Linked DNA regions of Homo sapiens: region 1 is linked to region 2. Evidence: chromatin loops called from intact Hi-C (ENCODE). Cell type or tissue: HCT116. All regions are shown on one strand. Links, peaks and the distances in the headings refer to the core of each region. The heading gives the core; the rest is flanking DNA.

What was found. Peaks named below come from ENCODE experiments on the same cell type or tissue, not always from the same donor. Only the 100,000 strongest peaks of a DNase experiment are listed, where the experiment ranks them.
Region 1: a loop joins it to region 2, with 3 times the contacts of the local background. A loop is called at or near these places in 3 of 110 quality-filtered maps.

What each region holds. Positions count from the first base shown.
Region 1 is chr2:228,651,700-228,664,139 of GRCh38, forward strand. No RefSeq gene overlaps it. Among named protein-coding and RNA genes, the nearest start is that of LINC01807, 47 kb to the left of the region's middle. RefSeq lists an enhancer at 362-531. In HCT116, for the core only: a CTCF peak has its summit at 6,315 (motif pointing left); a DNase peak (open chromatin) is centred at 6,262.
Region 2 is chr2:227,650,784-227,663,223 of GRCh38, forward strand. No RefSeq gene overlaps it. Among named protein-coding and RNA genes, the nearest start is that of SCYGR5, 9.8 kb to the right of the region's middle. In HCT116, for the core only: a CTCF peak has its summit at 7,650 (motif pointing right); DNase peaks (open chromatin) are centred at 4,858 and 7,648.

The DNA.
Region 1 (12,440 bases), core at 2,260-10,259, 1.0 Mb after region 2:
AAGAGGAAGATGTAGTTAAGAATTATGCTGATTACTGGGACATAGCCAAAGGACTAGTAATACGTTCTGAAAAAAAGCCTTATATAATTAGATAATAAGAAAACCTCATGTGATGTACTATGTTTTGAAAAGCATTATGAACATGCAAAAGGAGAGTTAAAGAAGATAATATGTTATGCTTGTCAGAAAAACCTTCCCAAATTTGAAGGAGAACTGGAACCAACAAGTGGGTGCCATCATCCATTCTTCGGAAAGGATCACGGAGTGACATCAAAGACTGAAGGGTGATGTGATGTGGGCTTGCATACCCAGAGAATCCAGACCTGCGCCTAGGTAGTAAGTGAATTACATTGGCTTTATGCCTGTGGAGGGGTGCAGATGGGTTTTTACTGGGATAGATATTTATTCTGAATTTAGATTTGCATCCCCTCTAATGGTGACAAATGTTTTAAACATGATCAAACTAAAGCAGAAAATATCGTTCCTTTTGAACCTCCAGGTTAGATATCATCTGATTAAGAAATTCATTTTCCTGCACATGCCAGGATGTATATAATATTTTGTTGTCCAAAGCAAGTATACAGTGAATTTATCATCTGCTTCATCACTCACAAAGTGCCCACTTACCATATTGCAGGGCTGACAAAGGATAAAGAGTCGTTTGCACAATTTCAATAACACGTAATGAAACAATATGCCTGGTATTACAAGTGAGTCTTGTGTGAATATATATTGAAGAGTCCTGTGCATTCTTTCAATAACCAGAAAAGACACAAGTAAAACGGATAATAAGTGGAATTTCCAGGATTTGAAACTAAACTTTTTATAATTCAGAGCAATTAACCACTACCAGATGTACTTCTAAACTGAAATGTGCATATCAGTAGAAAGGAATTTACTACTGATCCTTAGATACACTTCTAAACTGAAATGTGCGTATCAGTAGAAAGGAATGCTGATCCTTCACTGAGAACAGATATGGTGGCTGGAAAGATAGAGTATAAGCACCTGAGAACCTGGAATGAGGAGAGGTCCTCTGAATGGGAGAAAGGCACAGATCAGAAAGATAATAAATAGAACTTATGTGTATCCCATGGTTTCCCTTAGAGCTGCCTTGTTTTGAGTCATGGCAGAACCCTATTTTAATATTGATTCATTTCAGTGGTTGGAACCTACTTTTAAAATGCCCTATTCTGTATTTATTAGATTTTTTGGGCTATAATTTTATTAGATATTCATGAGTTAGATATTCATGATGTTTTAAAATCAGAAAAGGCAATTTTTAACTCCTTTATAAATTTTTGAAATCTATGATAGTGGAAATGAAAAAGAATTACTTTAATATAGAATTCAAACAGGTTTTAGAACAAAATGTCTCAGGATTGTATTAGAGGTAACTAAAAACTGTGCCCACCCACATTCATCACATTTGAGCCATCCCTGAATTTTAGCCTCATAGTTTTTCAATGGGAGATTTTTAAAAAAGTAATTGATATAATATTGTTGAATTATGAGGTCATTATATAATGAGGCATTATATAATAACAGAGAAAATTATTATCATAAATCATGAAACTATAGCAGACTTTGGATTTATATAGTGCAAACAAAAAACTTTGAGTCTGTTTTTCAGAAGCCCAACTACAAAGACATTTTTAAATGGAAAATATTATTTTCTATCCATGTGGCCTTATATGGATTTATTTTGACATTGGACACCTCTTTTATTTGGCATTAGATACTTTTAAAAAATGTACAATTATTGCATAGCTACTATGTGTTAGGTGCTAATCCAACTTGAATATATGTTTTATACCTTTGCCTCATCTAATCCTTATAAAATCTCTTCGAGTTGGATATTATTTGAGATTTTAGGTGTGAGTGGGGTCTGGTAGGGTTGACAAAAAGAGTGTTGATGAATGTATTGGGATTTAAAAGTGAGGAAAAAAAACAACCAAGATTACTTGTGGCATTTTTTAAAATTAGGTGCAAAATTGCTTCATTTGTTAGGCTACTAAATAAAACACACGTGTAAATTGCATTTTCAACTTGTATATGTCATGTAGCTATGACATAAAACTATATGTTTACCTCTGTGTTATATAATTCCCTACTTGGAGCTTTCAATTAATTTATTACCCAACATTTCTTTCTTGTCAGTGTTCCATATTGACCTATTCAAAATGGATTGATCGATGTCCTTCTTTTTTTTTATAATGAGTCCCTGAGCCAAAAATCAGATAAGCTCTGTAAAGTTCGCTGCTTCTACAGACTATGACTTTTCTTGCTGAAAAGGCAAAGAATGCAAGGGCCTTCCTCCAAGGTCTTTGGCTCTCATGTGATAAACCTTGATAAACTAAAGGGCACAAGAGGTGAGAAGCATTGTGTTTACTTTCTGGGCCATCGGCTTGTCGGTGCTGTTATGGAAAGCATTCAGACTCTCTTGTGTTGGGCTATTGGGCTGCTGTTAAAAATATACACATAGTGAATAATGCCAAAACACAAGCAAAACTGAAAGGACTGACAGCTATAATATGAATCCTTTTTAGCATTTCCCACAGGAAAACTTTTCAGGTGGAGGGTGGTGATGGCTCTTTCCGTGCTGGCTATTTTGTTCTGTCAGGATTCATAAGATGTTGAATTAATTAACATTTGAAAGTACATTTTTACTCTCAGGAAGAACTTTAACCATGCGGTTTTAACAACTACTCAATGTTAACCTTTTATTAAAATGCTGTCCTAGATTCGGGTTTTGAACTGAAAAGTGGTTTAAGGACTCAGGTACAAGGAATGCTACTCCAGGAGGAAGAGTCCAAGAAAGGAGACTTTGACCTTCTAAAAAACTCTGCATTTTTCAGCTGCATACTAGAAGTCTACCAGGTTGGCATAAGACTCTTGTCTTCGTGATAAAAAAAATACTTGGCATCAGTTTTCCATGTGATTGATTAAGTACATAGTATTTATTTGTGTGGTGTTCTATGCAAAGTTAGAAACTCATGCTGCTCTGGGAATAGGCTCTTATTTTGACCAATGCCATAAGCAGTCTGTAGGAAGAGCTAAGAGGTGAAATGATAAAGGCCGAATGTAAAAGCTTAGAAGATTTTCACCAATGACAAATGCTGCTCCAAAGAGTCGAAAACTAGCTGTCAGAAAACCTCTCCTGATACTGAACCAAAGTTTACTTCCTCATAACTCCCACAACAGGTATTAGTTCACCTGCCAGGACCACAGATGACTAATCTAGTCTTTCCACATGACAGTTTTTCAAATATTTGAAGGCAAAACTTCTATCTCCCATGATCCTTCTCTTAAGGGAAAATACCTCCACATCCCTTAAGAATTAAAAAAAGGTCTTCAGAGAACATGATTTTGAATTCCCTCACCATCCCATCCATCCTCTTCTGGATAATTTATTTATAAATTTCTTCAACTGTTTTGGTTTCAGAATAGAGGTCAATGTTGCTGGCTTAATCTTATTTCTCTACTGCAGATGTGTTCCTTTAAACAAGAGGTTTAGTTTACTTAAAACTGAAATTCATTCCTGAAAGTGGTACCATACAGTGGCAACATGCAGTCTCATGAATGGTGAGAGTCCTTTGAAAGTCTTTCACATGAGCTTCATGCTCACTGGCTCAGGTATGCTCGCATGTACCCCACCAGTGGGAAGGAATTTGGGCATTCATTCATGTCCATTCCCCGCAAACACACACTTAAACATGTTGCAATCAGAATAAGACTGGATTCCACAAGGAAGGTGTAGTTAATACACAATATGCAGAGTTAATACTCTTCTCTACACCCTCCCTTGCTCTCTCTCCTTGCTTATGTCCTCCCCCTTTTCTCCTTTGTCCATCACATCCTGGCCATGGGATTTCCTCCTTATTTTACTATTTGCCTTATTGTGACTCATTACCACCACTTCATAACTGACAGAAGCATCCAGACATTTCATCTCCCAGGATTCAGAAGTTGAGGCTGAATAGTTGGCTATTATCTTGAAAATGTTGACACCTATTATCTTAAATCCTGATGTTGTTCGACATAATTATTGTGTGTGATTAAAAATAACACATCAGTGCTTTCTTTTTTTTTTTTTTTTTACTCTTTACTGGTGTTCTTAGTTTTTCCAAACCAATATGGTTCATTCTCACCTCTCTGTATCTACCCCATCTTGCTCCCAAAAATAAATACACACCTTATAAGATGAACAGACATTTAAACAAAGAACCATAACCGCAGTTTCTTTGGATGCCATTTGGTCACAGAGGATTCCAAGCCAACAGGTGGGTATATCAAGCTACTGACCAGTAGGGTTCTCCTGCATTCTTTTACTATTTCTACGTATTCTTCTACAAAGGAATAGGTAAAACACTGAAAAGCAACATGACAAGCCCACTCTATCACTTGAAAGTTGATGGGAGACAATTCTTTCCAAGTTGAGTGAACTGAGGGCCTGTCCAAGGGTCTCTCTGGGGAGGCCTTCTCGTCCCAACTCCCCATCCCATAGTCATTCCACACTCCAAAGCATATTTCCTTTACCGGAAGCAGCACACATCCATCCCTCAAGTGCATTTCTCCAATTCAAGGAGAGAAAGGAAGGAAGCAATGAAGTTTCCTTACATCGTGTGTAGAAAACAGTGGTGTGTGAGTGTGGTGGTGGTGGTGTACGTGTGTGCATGGGGACAGATAGATGTCAAACAGATGAAGTACGGAGCTGAGCATACTGCCTTCCAAACAACTGATCTGGGTTTGGCTCCTGGCTATTACACCATTACATGTTAGGGCTTGAGAGGGTCAAGCTCTTGAGTGTTGAATCAAATGGATGAGAAGCAAATTATCATCACTGTTGCTGATCAAGCTGAATTGGAGAATGTGTCTTGAACATTGGTCACAGTTGAGTTTCCTGACATGTCCAGATATGATGGACTGATTAGCAGATAAGGTCTGTGTCCTTAGAGACCAGCCTCTCACAGTATGACAGAGAATCTCAAAGGGGCTGGGGCATGTAAGCTGACTCTTTTCTCTGGTGTCACCAACCAGAAAAGTCATTTCTCATTCCATGGGGAGAAATGGAAAGGGAGTGAAATGAAAGAGAACAGAGGTGTTTCTCCCATTCATTACCCTCTAAGGAACTAGAATTTTCCTCCCCTTGAAGAAAACATGAGAAATAGAGGGTAAGCATTCCTTTCTGACATGAATAGCTGCACAAAACTTTTTAGTTTTAAAATTACTTTCTTATACTCTGACATATAAATAAATCCTATCAGTGGTGTTTAAACTGTAGGGCAGATAAGAATTATTTTGAGCTTTAAAAAAAGTAGATTCCCTAGGTCACACTACGTTTTCTTTTTAAACAAACATGTGTTGGGGCTTAACCCTTAAGAATTACTACTGCATGTAAGCCAATTTTGCTCTATCGTTAACAGTATGTACTGAGCCCATAAATGCTGCCCTGTGGAATCACAGAGAAAGGTTTATCTGACCATGGGGTTTGACTTCTGGTGCTCAGAATGCTCACTTAGTTACATTTGGGTGTATAATTAAACCTAAAAAATAACAAGGAAACTTTAAATACAAAGACCACCTTACAAGTCAGCAAAAATATTTACTGTTACAGTACTAAGTAAGTGCAAGAAATTAAGGGATGGTTCTCTAATCAGGAACTGCTTCTGCTTAAAATATTATTATATCAATATGTTCTTTTTCTTTAAAAATGAGAATTATAGTTACCTTAGAGAAGCATTCTCTAATAAAAATTATTGTGATGATAGAAATATATCTATGCTACCCAATACGGGCACCAACATGTAGCTATGGAGTACTTGAATGCACATAACACAACTACAGAACTGAATCTTTAATTTAATTACTTTTAATTTAAATATACGTAGCCATGTTTGACTACTGTGTGTCGTATTGAGTAGCACATCCTTAGCATATGTTTTTAAAACTGTGGGTTGAAATAAACTAACGGACTCTGAAAACAATTTAATGTTTTATGTCAGCATTTAAATAAACGACCTCAAGGAGTATAGATATTGTGAAAGTTCCTCACACATAGCAAATATGTTATTTTATAAAGTTTACTTATGAGGAAAGAGAAAAATGATTACCTGGTCATAATACAAAATGTGTTTTGTGTGAATTGTTGACTTTTGCTCTATGGAGTGTATAAAATAATAAGTATATTTAGGGGAAGGAACCAAAGAAGAAACACACCTGCAAACTGCGATGTTTTTTTTTGTTGCTTGCACTGACAGAAAAGCCAGTGAGAACTATGTGATGATAGCTCCACCTTGAGGTTTGATGATAATATTTCCAGTAGGGAAAGGATGAAAGGAAACACATGAGAAGAAACATTAATTTTCTCATAATGTTTATAACACTACACTTTTGTTTCTACAGTTCGCATTTAAAAGCCCACTGATTCTGGCCTTCCAGAACCTGAATTGCCCACCTCAAACATAGGTTCTAACTAGAAACTTAAGTGGATATGTTAGTGGACAGAGCCTGCCATGTGATACTCCTGCCAATCTTCTGGTCGAGGTTTTGATGTGCAACTTCGAAGAGTGACCCTCCGCAAAAAAAATCTCACTGGGCTTTACCCCATAGAAAGCTGAAAGGTGGCCTTCGAAGTGGGTATTAATGCAGGACCACTAACATTTTATGTCTCATTGTATGAAGAGAGTATAATTATTAAGTCCTTAAAACCTATTAATTACCATATAGATATAGAAATATGTCAACTCCGTATTCTGAAAATGGATTATATCATGGTTGGCTAATAGAATTTTTTTTTTAAATTATGTAATTTCATTAGAGAAGAGGGGAAGAGGAAGTGGTTTGTTGATGAAAAAGAAGGGATTTTATACCAAAGGGAAATTATGATTCTTTCTTGATGTTTAATTTGCATCCAATAAAATTAATTCTTCTTAAGTGTTTAGTTAGATAAGTTTTGATAATTGTATCAAAACATGTAACTACCAGCCAAAACAAGATAATGGGCATTTCTATAAACCCAGAAAGTTCCATTTTACCCCTGTTAATGGAACCCAGAAAGTTCCATTCTACCCCTTCCTTGCTGTGGGATATTACTGTACTCTTTTCCAGCATTGGAGGGTAGCTTGTCTGTTCCCAAACATCAAATAAATGGAACTATGTCCTATTTATTCTAATGTGTCTGGGTTCTTTGGCTCAGTAAGATGTTTTTGTAATTTATCCTTGTTGTCCCATATGTTACTAACTTATTCTTTTTTATTGCTGAGTACTATTCCATTCTATAGATAGGCTGCCATTTGTTTATATATTTTCTCTTTCTGGATATTTGGATCATTTCCAATTTGGAGCTATTGTGAAAAATAAGGCTGCTTTGAACACTCTTGTAAAATTTTTGTGGCTATGTATTTTTACTTTTCTCAGATAAATACATGGAAGTGGAATTTCTGAGTCATATGATAAACACATATTCAACTTTTTGAGAAACTGCCAAAAAGCTGGCCACAAGAAAAACTCCAAGGCCAGATTAATTCTATCAAACATTTGCAGGAGTTTTTTTACGCATTCAGGATGCCAGTGATTTGTAAGATATGTGCACGCACGCATGCACACACGCACATACACACGTGTGTATATATGTAAGATATCCTAGACATATATCTTATATGTATTCTTTGATAAGTACACTTTTTTGCAAAAGATTATATTCAATACTATTTCGCAGCCTATAGTTTGTCTATTCATTCTCCTATTTCTGCCTTTTGAAAGCAGACTTTAAAATTTTGATGATATATGATTTTTTTTTCTCTTTTATGTAAGATGTAAGATTGCTGTTATTACTTGCCTAAATGTTTGGTAGAATTCCCGGGTAAAGACATCTTAGGGGAGGTTGTTGATTACAGATTCAATTTCTTAAAGATATTGGAATATTCCCATTTTCTATTTCCTCTTCCATCAGTTTTGGTAATTTGTGTTTTTCGAGGAATTTGGCCATTTCATTGAAGTTGCTAAATTTATTGGCATAATGTTTTTGATACGTTATTTTTATTTTAAATTCTATCATTATTGTAGTTTAATTTCCTTGTTTTCTTTGATCCTTAGGCTATTTAGTAATGTGTTATTTAGTTTCAAATATTTTGGAATTTTATTCTTAGCTCTCCTATCCTTTAGGCTCACTTTAATATGAAGTCAGAGACAGCCCCCAGATGAGAGGGTCACGACATACCGTGAGTGTCTAGAGATGTTAGCTCTTTCCCTTGACATTGACTGTTTTTTTAGGCTAATGGGGATAAATATTATGAAGGTTTGATGCAGCATAGCAGCTTATCACCAACCTGTCCAAGTGGCTTTCCTGGACAGATTGGTAATAAGCTGGTATGCTGCATCAAACCTTTATAATATTTATCCCAATTAAAGACAAGTCACAGGGACAACTGCATAGCCTTTAGCCCAGAGACTTTACTCTAAATGCCACGAATGTAAGCCTTTTTTAAAACCTTGTTGGAAGTGCCTTTATCATATGACTTGTTGAAAGAGTATTCGTGACTTTTTAAACACAAATACTGCAGTAAAACTCCAGGAAATAGACCTTTCACACTACTTTTCCCTAATGAAGACATCTTATGAAAACTTCCTAGGCTTCTGTGCCAATGGATAATCTAAAATTAAATCTTTTGGGCTCTCCAGAAGCAGAAAGCATCATGAAGGAGAAAAAAAATTTCTAGAAATTCAAGTCAAGCAGCGGACTGCTGGGCATAGACAACTTTCATCAAAACTTTTAAATCAAAAATCCTGAAAGCCAGGAGCCACTTACTGCCATACTCTTTTTGTCTCTTTCATCTTCTTCTAATGACTCTTCCTCTCCTGGTTAACTTGAAAGATTTTTGATTGCTAAAATGAGATTTCCAAAGTACATCTCCAACATTGTTACTCAAGGTAAATTAACAGGATAAACCAAGTGTTACGCAAACTTATTGATTCCAAACCTTTTTTCTCTACAGATTCATGGAAGATGGGATATGTTCACTTGGACTATTGAATTTTGGTCATAATCTTGGCTAGGAAAAAGGATGAAAAAATATATAAACAGTACCCGTAAAAGAACTGGAGTGACAATACTAATACCAGACAAACTTGAAAGCAACAACAAAAAGTTACTAGTGAGAGTGAAAGAGACATTTTATAATGATAAAAAGTCAATCAATCAGGAAGATATTATTAATATATCAGTTATAAACATATACACACCTAAACACGAGCTCAAAATACCCAAAGCAAAAACTCATAGAATTTAAGGAAGAAATATGTAATTCAAGCATATAAGTTGGGGACTTCAATACCACAATTTCAATGATGAATAGAACAAGTAGACGAAGGTTTGCAAAGTTTTAGAAGACATGAGTAACATTATATTAACAACAAACTAGACCTAGCATGCATTTCTAATACACTCCACTCAAAGCAACTGAGTCCACATTCTTCTCAATAGTACAAGGAACATTTTTGAAGACAGATTAAATACTAATCAATAAAATAAGCTTTAATAAATTTAAAAGGATTGCAAAGACACAAAAGGCATAATTCAATAACAAAACAATGAAATTAGAAATAACAAAAGAGAATTATGGAGATCTACAAACATGTAGAAATTAAACAAGTTACTCCTAAATAAACAATGAGTCAAAGAAAAAATGATGAGAGAGATTAGAAGACACTTTGAGATGAATGGAATTGAAAACACTACATGAAAATACATCGGATGCAGTTAGAGCATTCCATACAGGGAAATTTATAGCTGTAAACACCTATGTTAAAAAACAAAACTCATCTCAAATCTATAAACTAAACTTCTACATGAGAAACAAGAATAAAAAGAGCAACCTGAATTTAGAATAAGCAGAACAAAGGAAATAATAAAATATGAATGGAAATAAATGAGACAGAATAGAAAAACCTATTTCTATTTCAGAATATTCTATTTCAGAATAGAAAATAAAAAAAAATTGATATCTACAATACCAAAAGTCAGTTCTCCAAAAAGATCAAAATTAATAAAATTTTATCTATAGTGACAAAGAAAAAAGTCTTGAGTAGTAAAATCAGAAATGAAAGATGGTATATCATTACCAATTATAGAGAAATAAAAAGAATTATAAAACTACGAACAAGAGAATGTCAACAATTTTAGGTAACCTATATAAAATGCAAAGGTTCCTAGAAAATTTCAAGCTACCAAAAGTGTTTGAAGATATGAATAACTTGAATAGACCTATAGCAAGTAAAAAGATTTAGCTGGTAATTTTAATGCTTCCAACAAAGAAAAGCTGAGGCCTGATAGCTCTCCTGCAAATTCTAGCAAAATCTTTTAAAAAGTAATTAATTTGAATTCTTCTCAATTCTTCCATAAGGTAGAAGAGGAGGACACATTTTCAAATTCATTCTACCGGGCCAGTATTACTCAGATACCAATGCTAAGCAAAGACATCACCAAAAAAGAAAACTAAAGACCAACACGTGTTATGAATATGGCCCCCAAAATCAAAACACTACTAGAAAATGAAACCAGCAACATATAAAAATAATTCTACACTTTATTCATTCATAATAAAAACTCTCAATGAACAAGAACTAGAACAGAGCATTCTCAAAGGACATTTAAAAACCAATAGCTAACCTCACAGTTAATAGTGAAAACTAAAGCCTTCCTATCTAAGATGGGAATTGAAGCAAGAATGTGCACTTTTATTACTTCTATTGAATAATTTCTAGAGGCTTTAGCCATGTAAATAAGGAAAATGAAATAAAAGACATGCTGAACACAGAAGTAAAACGATCTTTAGTTTTACTAAAGTGCAGACCAGTTGATCGTCTATTGACGACATCCTAAGGAATTTATGAAAGAGCTATTGGAAGTAATAGTGAGTTTAGTAAGGCCCCCTTAGCAGTCATAATACAAAAAAATCAGTTGTATTCCTATATATTAACAACAAACGTTAGCAATAGTAATGAAAATACCATTTCAACAGCCTCGAAAGAAAACTGATATAGTTAGGGATAATCTATCAAATGTATGCAAGATCGATACCCTTAAATCTGCAAAATATTGCTGAGAGAAGTTAAATAACTACCTAAATAAAAATATATAACGTGTTTATAGGCCAGAAGCTTAGGTAATGTTAATGTGTCAATTCTCTCCAAATTGATCTATACCAAGCTTGTACAACCTGTGGTCCGCAGGCCACATGTGACCCAGGAGAGTTTTGAATGTGGCCCAACACAAACTCATAAACTTTCTTAAAATATTATGAGATTTTTTGCAATTTTTTTTAGCTCATCCGCTATTGTTAGTGCTAGCATATTTTACATGTGGCCCAAGACAAGTCTTCTCCCAATGTGGTCCAGGGAAGCCAAAAGATTGGACACTCCTGATCTATACAGTCAATGCAACTCCAATAAAAATCCCAGCAGGATTTCTTTGTAGAAGTTGACAAACTGATTCTATTTTTTTTTTAAATGGGGATACCTAAAAGAGACAAAACGATTTTTAAAAATAACAAAGTTGATAGCTTTCATTACCTGGTTTATCACTTATAATAATTAAGACAGTGTTATTGACAATAAGGTAGGCATATAGGTCAACTGAAAAGAATGTAAAGAAATAGATTCATACATTTATTGTTAACCAATTGTCTTTTTACAGACCCGCCAAGGATGCCATGTGGAACAGATATGAATGATTCAGCCAATCTCTTTCAAATTCTTGATCCACAAAATTGCGAACTAAGTAAATGGTTGTATAAACCATTAAGTTTTAGTGTAGTTTTTACTCAGCAATTGTAAACCAGAATTGATTTTTAAGTTCGTTTTGCTGTGTAATGCAAAAATTACTCTTCTCTGAGATCTCAGGGCCACAGTAAATTCTTGCTGATTCCCAAGTACCTTGGAGTGTGTATATGTGAGCTGTGTGTAAAATTGATAAGGGGCCAAGTTTCCTATCTGGACTTGGTATATTGCAGGACAAAAACTTAGGGGAGGAAGCAGGAGTGTCAACAGAGGCAGCCATGAGAATGAGATGTCCTTAAGAAATCACAGAACTTTTGGAATGAACTTAATTAACTTAATTCAATAAATTGTTATAGAGCTAATGCCCAATGTGCTGGAAGCCAGTACTATGACTTTGGGTTTTGGGTTGTTTTGTTTTGTTGTTGTTTTCATTTTTTTTTTTTTTGAAAAGAAAGTTCTATGTTGCAAGTCAACTCATAAGGAGACACGAGTGTCAAGCTCTAATCTGTCTCCCCATGCTGTTTTTAAGGCAAAAATTTTATTAGAAAAGAATTAGAGGAGCCAGGCACGGTGGCTCACGCCTGTAATCCTAGCGCTTCAGGAGGTTGGGGCAGGCGGATCATGAGGTCAGGAGTTCAAGACCAGCCTGACCAATATGGTGA
Region 2 (12,440 bases), core at 2,704-10,703:
CAGAGTGACACCCCGTCTCAAAAAAAAAAAAAAAAAAAAAAGTATCCTAGAAGCGCTTGTTGAAAGTACAGTCATCAAACCAGACTTTTCTGACCATAAAAATTCAAATAATAATATGTTTTCCAAGCGTTTAACTTATTTAAAGTTGTTCTCTGGAATGAGAACTACAAGCGACCATCTGATTCTCAAGAATATGCTGGTTACTTACTCCTAAAACAGCTCTGGAATAAGGAAAAGAGGATTTTCTGGTGGGAAGAACATGGGCATTGTAGTTGAGTAAATTAAAATCTCTAATCCACTCTTTCAAGTCATGTGATCCTGTCCGAGTTTCTCTGTGTCTTGGGGCCTCAGTTTCCCTTAGCTGACTAGGGAGATTGTAATGCACATCACACAGGTGTAGTCGTGAAGAAATTTCCTGGCCTAATGCTTTCCTGGTAGCAGGTGCATAACGTGGGTTACATTCCACATTATGCCACCTCTACGTAGGAATCCACATCTAGCTTCTGTGGCCGTGGAAGAGAGAAGGACCATCTTTCAGAGCGTGGAGACGCTGGTCATCATCCAGCTCGTATAAGTCACAGGCAGGTGCTGGAGCCTGAAACCGTTAAGTTTTAAGTGAGTTTAGCAATTGAGATTGTTATTTACACTGATTAGTCCTGCTGGCGATTAAGGGGAATAGCCAGGGGAGACCTGTATTCACTAGAAATAATCCTCTGGAAAGTGAGATATTAAATAATTGCATACTTTAGAAAAATGCATAATTTCTTGTCACCAGATCCATTGCAGTTTTACAAGTGTATTTTGCAGAACATTAATTCCTGGGTTACTTCTAATAAAATAGAGAGTAGAAATGATTTCTAGGGCCAGGCACAGTGGCTCACATCTATCATCCCAGAGTTTTGGGAGGCCAAGGCAGGAGGATCACTTGAGCCCAGGTGATGGAGGCTGCAGGGAGGTATGATCGTGCCACTGCACTCCAGCCTGAGTAATAGTGTGAGACCTTGTCTCAAATAAAACCCCCAAAATTAGCCAGGAAATCAAATCTCAAATCCTCTTTCTGAATCAGTCATGGACAAAACATCACTCACCATTTTTGAGGACCAGGAGAGACCATGGCTTCAGGTTTTTACATTGGAAATAACTCCTGATTCCTCCCCTAATGCTAGCAGCAGAATGTTTAACTCAAGATGGTTGGATGGGTTGGTTCAACTAAATTAGGAAGTCCATCACCAGCACAGTGAAAAGACTCAAAGAATATGAGTGCTCACATGGAGAAATAGCTACAACAAATCCTCTTCAGTGCGAGATTTCCACAACTCTGATTAGGATGGGCACCAAGTTTGCCCCCTGCTAGTATCTTCATTTATTATAAAAAGACGGTGAATGGTATATTATTTTATTTGTCAGCATTCTGCTTACATGGCCCCTCTGAACTGAATGCTTTTCCTTATGGACTACAGAAAACGAATGACTACCTAGGAAAAACTTTGAAAACATAAAGAATACAATATCCCTTGATTATGTGGTCTGTCTGAGATGGAAGGGAGCAAGAAACAGCCTGAAAGATTCAAACATTCTTTCCTTAGGGCTATTTTTCTAACTTCAAGGCATTCTTCTATTTTTACAATTAAAGGCAGAGTTATAACTATGTAACAAAAAAGACAAACAGTGAACTTACAATCCCATGTTATGCCAGTGGCATACTTTTTAATATATCAAGCAGGTGTTAATTTTTATTTACTGTTTAACCTCTGCTTCAAAGGTCATTGGTTAACATGGTCATTGGTTAAAATCAGTTAAAACGTCACCGAAGAAATGCTCTGATTTTCTCCTAATTATGTTAGAATGTAAATTTCTAACCTTTGCAAGGAAGATGGGTGCAGAGAAAGCAGTGGACTTCTGGTCTGGGCCACTGGTCTATCCTAGTGTTGCTATAGACAGGGAATCCTGGAACTTGGGGGCTCTGGCTATTGCAGAGCTGGTGGGCTGCTCTGAGCAGCTTGGTATTTCATAAACATCCCAGGTATTACTGTGATGTGGCCATCAGATATTTTTTTCTGTTGTACTTAATCACAGCTAGCTGACCTTACTCAGATTCCTTAACCTGAGTCCCACTGATTAAGAGAAGATAAAAATTATCCACTATTTTGTTTGTAAGGAGTAAATAAGATCAATAGGGGAGGAATCCAAGCAGCACCTAGTATAATAAATACAGCTGTCTTTCCCTTGCTTTTCCTTGAAAATCTCATCTAGTCCCAGTCACCCAGAAGATCACAAGGACCAATGAATTGGTGATAAAATAAAAGCTCATAATGTCAGACCCAGCTAATATAGATTGTTGATCATCTGTACAAAAACCAATGTAAAAGGTTACAAAATCAATTTCAAGGCTATCCTGTAAGAATAGAGAGAGATTGAAAAAGTAAATTTATGACTTAATTAAGGTTGCAAGGAAAACTGTTTCTTTAAGGAATTACATTGTTTGAAAGCACTTTATAAATACTAACTTATGTAAGACTAGCAATAAATCATTCTTAACTGCTCTTTAATCAAATGTTCAGTCCTTCATTCCATAGTTCCTTCCATAGGGAACCCTTGGTCGGCTTCGTTAAATTCTGCTCAAAATACATGCTTTCCACACCCATACTTCCCTATTTGGATGTTTTACTGATTCATTTTGATTCTTCTCTACATAGTCTAAATCAGCAAATATTTACCATATGTACTTTTTAAAGAGTTGAAAGGAAGTTATCCCTATATTCTAGCGCCTCATGACTCGTGTCTCAGCATGAAAAGTATTTTTTATCCAGATTACTTAAATCAACATTGCATGCCAACATTTCCCATCTGAACCTTGGCCTGCCCGTTTTTCCTGGCAATGTTGCTTAACACCCACTGACCATGTAGTCTCATCATTTTTAATGGTGATGAGGCAGATTTCCTCCTAGTTCACATTGAATAGTCTATGTCACTGATCTTGCTATTTGGATGCCATGAGCTAGGACTAGGGACTCGTTTCAATGGCCTGTTTCTCTATCACCCAGGAAATCACAAGGCTCAATGAATTGCTGATAGCAATTTTGGTACTGAAAAGTAGGGCGGGGCTATACCAAATATGTAAAAGTGTGGAAGTGCCTTTGGAATTCTGTGATGGGTAGAGGCTAGAAGTGTTTTGAAGCACTTCATAGAAAAAGCCTAGATTCACATGTCTGAAATTGTTGGTAGAAATACAGACATTAAAGGCAATTCTGGGCCGGGTGCAGTGGCTTATGCCTGTAATCCCAGCACGTTGGGAGGCTGAGGCAGGTGGATCATGAGGTCAGGAGTTCGAGACCAGCCTGGCCAACATGGTGAAATCCCATCTCTACTAAAAATACAAAAATTAGTTGGGCGTGGTGGTGCGTGCCTGTAATCCCAGCCACTCAGAAGGCTGAGGCAGGAGAATTGCCTGAACCTAGGAGGCAGAGGTTGCAGTGAGCCGAGATCATGCCACTGTACTCCAGCCTGGGCGACAGAGCAAGACTCTGCCTGGCGGAGTGGGGGTGGGCTGGGGGAAAGACAATTCTGATGAAGGCTCAAAAGGAAGAGAGGAGAGCTACAAAGAAAGCTTCTATTGTCTTAGAGAATACGTGTACCACCATGTACAGAATGTTTCTAGAATTATGCACATTACAAGGTGTTTCTGGTGAGGTCTCAGATGGAAAGGGGTAGCATTTATTGGACACTGAAGGAAAGGTGATTGATCTGTGTTATAAAGCAGCAGAGAACTTGGCTGTATTATGTCGTGGTGTTGGAAGGAAAGCAGAACTTGTAAGTGATGATGCACTTGGATATTTAGCTGAGGAGAATCCCAAGCAAAGTGTGCAAAGGGGAAGCCTGTTGTCTCCTTGTTGCTTGTAATAAAATGTGAGAAGAAAGAGATAAATTAAAGAAGGAACTGCTAAGCAAAAAGGAAGCAGTACCTGATTTGGAAAATTCTCCACCTGTCCAAATAGTATACTATAGAAATGTCAAAAGTATGGCTCAACAAGTGTTTGCTAAATAAATGAGGTGTGTGGCTCATGGATCCAATCATTTATCTCATCAGAAGCCAAGAATAGAGATGTAGTTGTTCAGGAAAGATCTGTGCAGGGCCCTCTTGTCTGATGGCTTAGATCACCATGAATTTCTTGGGAGGCTGACAACGTTTTTGAGAATTTTATACCAGGAGAAACATTGCCATTCTGGACTGAAAGAGACCATAAAATTAACAAGAATGACTTAAAGCCTGGAGTGCTGGATGCAGAGGCCAGTCTCGAACTCCTGACCAGTTCGAGACCAGTCTAGCCAACATGGTGAAACCCCATTTGTACTAAAAATACAGAAATTAGCCAGACGTGGTGGCGGGCACCTGTAATCCCAGCTACTCAGGTTGCTGAGACAGGAGAATCGCTTGAACCCGGGATGCAGAGGTTGCAGTGAGCTGAGATCACGCCATTGCACTCCAGCCTGGGTGACAAGAGTGAAACTCCATCACAAAAACAAACAAACAAAAACATTGTAGTCTTTTATGAGAACATCTAAGTTTTTAAACAACCACCATATGGGTGTAAAAGATCATCAGGCCATAGAGGATTATGCTCAGGCCTTGAAGTCTTTTTTTTTTTTTAATTGTAAGTTTTCTTCAGTCTCAGAAGGTATCAGGCCTTGAAATCTAATGGAACTTGCCTTCCTAGGTTTCAGACTTGCTTGGGACCCATGACCCCTTTTTTCTTTCCAATTTCTCCCTTTTGGAATGAAAATGTCTGTCCTATGCCTAGATATTGTATTGTGTAAGCAGATGACTCATTGTCTGACTTCACGGGTTCATGGATGAAGAAGAGTTTGCCCCAGGGTGATTCATACTCTGAGTCTCAGCCATCAGTGATGTAGATGACAACATTTGGGACTTTGAGTTCATGACCTTTAGATGAAATTTTGGACTTAGAGTTGATACTGGAATGGTTAAGACTTTTGGGAATATTTGGAAGGGGTGGATATATTTTGCATGTGGGAAAGATGAATTTTGGGGCAAAGGGGAAGACTATTATGGGTTGCTTGTGTCCCCCAGAAAGACACGTTGAAGTCCTAATCCCCAGCATCTCAGAATGTTAATTTATTTGAAAATAGGGTTGTTGTAGATGTAATTAGTTAGGTTATGATAAAGTCATGGTGGAGTAGGGTGTGTTCTTAATCCAATGACTTGGTGTCCTTATAAGAAAGGGAAAAGAGACACAGAGACAGACCTGACAGTGAGAAGACAGCCATGTGAAGACCAAGGCAGAGATTGGAATGATGGATCTACACGCCATGGAATACCGAGAATTGCTGGTAAACACCGGAAGCTGAAAGATGCAAGGAGGGGCTCTCCCCGATAGGTTTCAGAGGGTACATGGCCCTGTTGACATCTTGAATTCAGACTTCTAGCCTCCAAAACTGTGAGACAATAAACTCACGTTGTTTTAATCCAACCAGTATTTATGGTATGTCATTAAAACCACCCTAGGAAGCTGACACAGATTGTGCTACACCTAATTTGAATTTTTAATCATTTGCACAAAATGTGGGATTAAATCTTTAATTAAAATATTTCATTTAAATCTACTGTATTCTGATTTTCCATGTATCAATACTTTCACTTTTGTTAAATACAAATAGGACAGATGAATCTATATTTACATATGGAGTGAAATTTTCCAGTTTGTTTTTGTTATCTTTAGCTAGGTAATAAATGTTAGTTACACCCCGTGTGGTGGTTGTTTGAAAACTTAGATGTTCACATAAAGGACTACAGTGTTATTTATTTATTTATTTATTTATTTATTTATTTGTTTGTTTGTTTGTTTTGAGACAGAGTCTTGCTCTGTCGCCCAGGCTGGAGTGCAATGATGCGATCTCGCCTCACTGCAACCTCTGCCTCCCAGGTTCAAGCGATTCTCCTGTCTCAGCCTCCCAAGTAGCTGGAATTACAGGTGCATGCCACCACGCCTGGCTAATTTTTGTATTTTTAGTAGAGGCGGGGTTTCACTATGTTGACCAGGCTGGTCTCAAACTCCTGACCTCCCACCTCGGCCTCCCAGAGTGCTGGGATTACAGGCGTGAGCTACCGCGCCTGGCCTACAGTGTTATTTTTAAAAACTAGATACTATATGAAATGCAGACATGATAAAGGGGTGCTTAACCCTTTTAGGTGACCTGCCTTTTTAAGAAAATTGCAATTTTCATAAAAAAAGTATACATTTTAAAATAGTTTAGTCATTACTCATTTTGTAATTTATTTTATATTGATTTTCCCCTCTGAGATTCAAATGTTTGTAACCATTGCTGTCTTTTTTACAGGTCTCTCTTCTTTATCAAGTTATCATATTTGGGAACAAGTGTAACATGGTAGAAATGAAGATGTCTCTTGCGTGGGAGGCTGATGCTCCAAGGGAACCTTGGGCAGGATCCATGCTTTCTGTTAACACAGGCTTCATCTACCCTAAGTGCTCAGGCAGCGTTTGGAGAAGGAAGAAGGATGACTGGAAGGAAGAAAGTTACTTTTTTTTTTTTTTTTGCAGTTGTGGGGAAATTGCACTGATTCACGCATGTACTTTTCTCCAGTCTCCCCGGTCACGAACAGAGCGTAATTGCTGCACGTCTGGCCAGAACAAACACTTGAGCTGGAAATACCAAACTGTATATATGTTAAACACAGGCTAGTTTTACAGAATTTTCACCTCTACTTCTCAATACAAAACCTGTTTTTCACAACTAGCATTACCCCCACACGCAGAAATTTTTAAAGAAAAGATGACTAGGTCTATTCTAGAACCTTTTGTTATTCCTGGCAGTAGTACAATGAAATTGGGTCTAGTGGTATTTATTGTTGGGGTGGATGTAACTCCTATTGAATCTGAAAGCACAGCATCAAGTGAAAACTGCTGAACAAATGCTAAGCATAGAAACTCTTCTGTTTATGAACTTTTTGGTTTTCAATAGGCTGCCCTGAGTATGCTTTTTTGTTCTTAATTGAACACAACATGGTACAAAAAATTACTACCCCTGGCCGGGCGCAGTGGCTCACGCCTGTAATCCCAGCACTTTGGGAGACCGAGGCAGGCGGATTCCAAGGTCAGGACTTCGAGACCAGCCTGGCCAACATAGTGAAACCCCGTCTCTACTAAAAAATATAAAAATTAGCTGGGCATGGGGGTACATGCCTGTAGTCCCAGCTACTCAGGAGGCTGAGGCAGGAGAATCACTCGAACCCGGGAGGCGGAGGTTGCAGTGAGCCAATATCGTGCCACTGCACTCCAGCCTGGGTGACGGAGTGAGACTCTGTCTAAAAAAAAAAAAAAATTACCTGTGGGTGCTGGGCTGAGCCATGATTTTGTTCCTCATCTGGAGGGATTAAGGACTGCTTGGCTAAGCTCATCCCCAGTTATTGACTCAGTTGGACTTGTGGGGAAGGTGTGAAACCAAAATTTTTTATTTCTAACAAATTCCCAGGTGTTGCTGCTGCTGCTGCTGGTTGTGGACCTCACCTTGAGAACCACTGCGTAGCTCACAGCCGTCCTGGCCAGCTCTCAGGCTGAAAGTTTGAGAGAGATTTCTGTAGTCATTTTAGCTGTAATTCCCCCGAGGGTTACACTAGAGGGCAGTGTGATTACAGCTACTGCGATGGACAGCAGGTTGACTTCACACTGAATCCAGACCGAGGTTTTATATTTTGTTTCCAGATGTTTCATGTAGGCATTTGTAGGTAGAAAAGGTTCTGCTGCTAAAAAGAAGTTAAAAGTTTGCTCTCTCTCCTGTCTTTTTATTTTATTTACTTATTTTTTTGAGACGGAGTTTCGCTCTTTTTGCCCAGGCTGGAGCGTAATGGCACAATCTCGTCTCACTGCAACCTCTGCCTCCTGGGTTCAAGTGATTCTCTTGCCTCAGCCTACCAAGTAGCTGGGATTACAGGCATGCACCACCACTCCTGGTTAATTTCATATTTTTGGTAGAGATGGGGTTTCACCATGTTGGCCAGGCTGGTCTCGAACTCCTGACCTCAGGTGATCCGCCCGCCTCGGCCTCCCAAAATGCTGGGGTTACAGGCGTGAGCCACCACGCCCAGCCTTTTTATTTTAAACTCATATATATTTATTAGCTGGAGAGCTGAGGCTATTGAGGTGTACAATTTTATTTTCCATTATTCAGAGAATGTTAGAGATAAATTTGCTATTTGAGCTCACTTTTCTAAACGTGTTTTCAGTGACTCCTGTTTTGTTAGTAGTAGAAATAGGGTTTGAGACCAAATAAAGCTGGAAACACTGAGTTAAAGTTACACAGACTCCTTTATTAAAATATTCCTTAGAGCCTGTGTTTGTACATTGGAAACCACTGGGAGGAGGATGCGGAAGGCAGGACCGCTGTGGGAGTAATGCCTTCTGGGTATTTTGGACAGGAAACACCTGCCTGGTCCTGATTCTTCGTCTTTTCCATAAGGAATTAAAAACTGGAAGAGAAAAATGACTGCTATGTAGTGACAGGACCTGTCTCCGGACTGCAGTCCAGGGTACTTTCCGTAGGACCAAAATATTATTACCTGCAGTTCTATGTGCAATGACAATACCCGGGCCAGTCAAATGCACTCGGTCTTCGGGCCTCGGGTCTTCCTGTTCCACCTGTTAGGACGCTCTTGCTCCAGGCATCTGCAGCCTTGCCTCCTCACTGCGTGCAGAGTGCTTAAATAGCACCTTATTAAAGAGGACCTCCCAGACCACTCTCCAAAATGGGCCTCCTTGGGTCACTCTCTATTTTCGTACCTTGCTTTGTCACCACCTGTTATGTGCTTAATTATTTTTTTGTTTGCTTCTTCTCTCTAAAATAGAGCTAGAACCGAAGGGACTTTATCTATCTTAGTGTCTGCTATATCCCTAGTACTTTGTAGGTGCTCAGTGAACATATACTGGATGAATTAATATTTTCAAAGTATAGAACATAAGATTGGTTATTCTATCAGCCAGAGTTCTCCAGAGAAATGGAACCAACATATTGATATATAAGTATACATAACACATTATATATATATATAATGTTAAATATGTTAAAATGGTAAAAACTGGTATCTTTTATTAAATGGTTCTAACAGTACCCAGATAATGTGAACATTATATACATTTACAGAAAAATTTCCACTTGCACTTCTGGGTTTAAAAGTGCAATATCTGGCCAGGCGCGGTAGCTCACACCTGTAATCCTAGCAATTTGGGAGGTCGGGGCAGGCGGATCTTTTAAGCCCATGAGTTCAAGACCAGCTTGGGCAACACGGCAAGACCTCATCTCTACGAAAAAATACAAAAAGTAGCCGGGTGTTGTGGCGGGCGCCTGTGGTCCTAGCTACACGGCTAAGATTATACCTAGACCTACACTACACCTATGCTGAGGTGGGAGGATCACCTGAGCCTGGGAAGTTGAGGCTGCAGAGAGCCATGATTGTGCCATTGCACTCCAGCCTGGATGACAGAGTGACACCCTGTCTCAAAAAATAAGATAATAAAAGTGCAACATCTGACACTTTCTAGTAATTGTTTAAATATAATGATATTGTATACTCTGGTTTCTCTTCAAATTGTGTACATCTTTTGCCTTTTAAATGTAATGGTATTTTATTTTATTTTATTTTATTTTATTTTATTTTATTTTATTTTTTTGAGATGGAGTTTTGCTTTGTTGCCCAGGCTAGAGTGCAATGGCGCGATCTCGGCTTACTGAAACATCCGCCTCCCAGGTTCAAGTGATTCTCCTGTCTCAGCCTCCCGAGTAGCTGGGATTACAGGCATGCGCCACTACGCCCAGCTAATTTTGTATTTTTAGTAGAGATGGGGTTTCTCCATGTTGGTCAGGCTGGTCTCCAACTCCTAACCTCAGGTGATCTGCCCGCCTCTGCCTCCCAAAGTGCTGGGATTATAGGCGTGAGTCACCATGCCTGGCCAGTATTTTATTTTTATATACTCTGGTTATGTTAGAGAATATCCTTCTAGGCTTCAGGGCGTTTGAATTTAAATATTATTAAGGTAAGGGGTATTTATATTTATCCAAAGGCCTCTCTGAGAAGGAATTCTATACTGGGTTTGACTGTAATTAAGGTAGCTGCCTTGGAGAATACTGGTCATTTTAATTTTCCACTCTCCAAATTTCACAGAAGTGTTTCTCATTGTCAGACTGACCTACAGTCATACAGGGAAGGGAATCCAGGCAACATCATCCCAGGTTTCTTCCATAAAGGAAGGAGGAGACTCTAGAAGGTGGTGGTGGTGATGCCAACAGACATGAAGTACAGGATCTTTCAAATGAGATTTTGAAGTTCACACACCTTCCATAAGGCCTACCTTCCCCTCCTCCACTGAGCATCACGGGGTTGCATTGTCTGTCCCTGAGCCGCAAGGCCCCTCCTCTCCTGCTGACTGCGAGGCAGTGGGGGTGGGGAGTGGAGTGTGTGTGGTCTTAGATAGAAAAGAAAGCCTGAAAAGAAACGTAATGTGCTAAACAACTGATGTGTTAAACACCTGCCTTCTGATATTCTTAAATGGCAGTCCTGTCTCCAGTGAGAAATAAATGTCTCTTGATAAATGCATTTACACTTACTCTCTAGTCACGATCAGCCAGTCCTCTGGGTAATGTCACTTTGAAGGAAGGTTGGATGCTTATCAGGAGAGAGTGAGTGGCCTTGGGTGGAATCCAGCGCCCAGTGGGGGACAGCTTTAGTGGGATGACCTTCCAGATCACACCACACTGGCTGCCACCCGCTCTGCCCTGCACAAAGTGGACCCAGGTGAAATAGCCCTTCTTGGAGACCCATTAGATGAATTCTTGTCTTCCTTAAAGTAAAGTTATTACTGTTCCAATTTATATCAACCAAACTCTTGCTTACATGGAGTAGGTGGCAATGACAGTTAGAAACTGAATTATACCCATAAAGAGCAATGCTGATAAGGAGAAAAATCTGTCAGTGGTTGAATTGACACTGGCTGCTTCCCATCTAGTTTGACTTCACAGAAAGTGGGGAAATGCTCTTTTTTTGTGGGATACTTCTGAGGTTTCCTGGGTCTTTCCTGTGCAAATGAATGATGAAATAACTATCTGCGGAGTCACTTAGGAGCCTTACTGGGGTCAGCCATTTTCTGTGCTCCAGAAAGCCCACCCTCTTTTTTCTTCCATTATATTTCTATCTCGTCTGACCACGTGTTGTTGCACAACTCCAAGGGTGAACTTGGAACTGAGATTCCAGTCTTTTCTTCCTCATGCTCTCATGCTTTTCAGAGACCTGGAGATGCTGAAATTCCTCTGCCTTTTCTTGTCTCTTTGCCTGCTCTAGCACTTCTGTCCTCTGAATTTGGTGGGAGAAAGTCAGAAGAAATAAATCTCACAGAATAAACAGAATAACAGTCTCCTTAGAGAGAGGAGGTGATGAAGAGGAAAAAATACAGACATGGAGGTAGATGGTCTTAAAGGAGAAAGGAGATTGGAAGCCAGTCCCCACAACTAACAAGGAGAGTAATAATGCTGCCTTTTCAGGATTTTTTTTTGGGTTGGGGGGGGACAGGATCTTACTCTGTTGCACAGGCTGGAGTGCAGTGGTGCATTCACAGCTCGCAGCTCACTGCAGCCTTGACTTCCTCAAGCTCAAGCAATCTTCCCACCTCAGCTTCCCAAGTAGCTGGGACTACAGGCACACGCCACCATGCCTGGCTAATTTTTGTATTTTTTGTAGTAGAGACAGGGTTTCATTATGATTCCCAAGCTGGTGTCGAACTCCTGGGCTCAAGCAACCCACCTGCCTCAGCCTCCCAAAGTACTGGGATTGCAGGCATCAGCCACTGCACCCGGCCTCTTTTTCAGGTTCTTGAGCTCAAATGTCAGCATCATCACTTTCTAGCTATGATCTTGGGAACTTAGATGTGGTCACTGATATTGTCCTTGCTTCTCATTGCTGCCTCCAGACAATTATTCCCAACTCCTTGGGAGAAAATGAAAATGTCAATCTATTTGAAACTCAATCAGCTAGAGCACTGTCTCCTCGGCGCTGACATCTACTGACTTCCTGGTCCGTCTTCCTCAGTCATCAAACCCTTTGGCATCAATTCTCCATCCTAGGTCCTGCCATTATCTTGCAGCTTTTCAGTATCCACATGTGATACATCTTGTCTTTTTTGTTCCTCAATCCCCTCATTTCTAGACTCCTTTTCCACTCTACCTCAGCTCCCCATTCTTGTGGCCACATCCTGTCCTCCCTCCAATGTAAGGAACTGCGTCACCTGGCTCTGTCTACAGGGATCTCGCCTTCTTGCTTACTCGATCATCTACTTCCACGGGACCATTCTTCAGTGTTATCGGGACATCCTTGTTCTCCTCTCAACCTCCCTGCCTGTCCTTTCTTCACTTCCCTTATT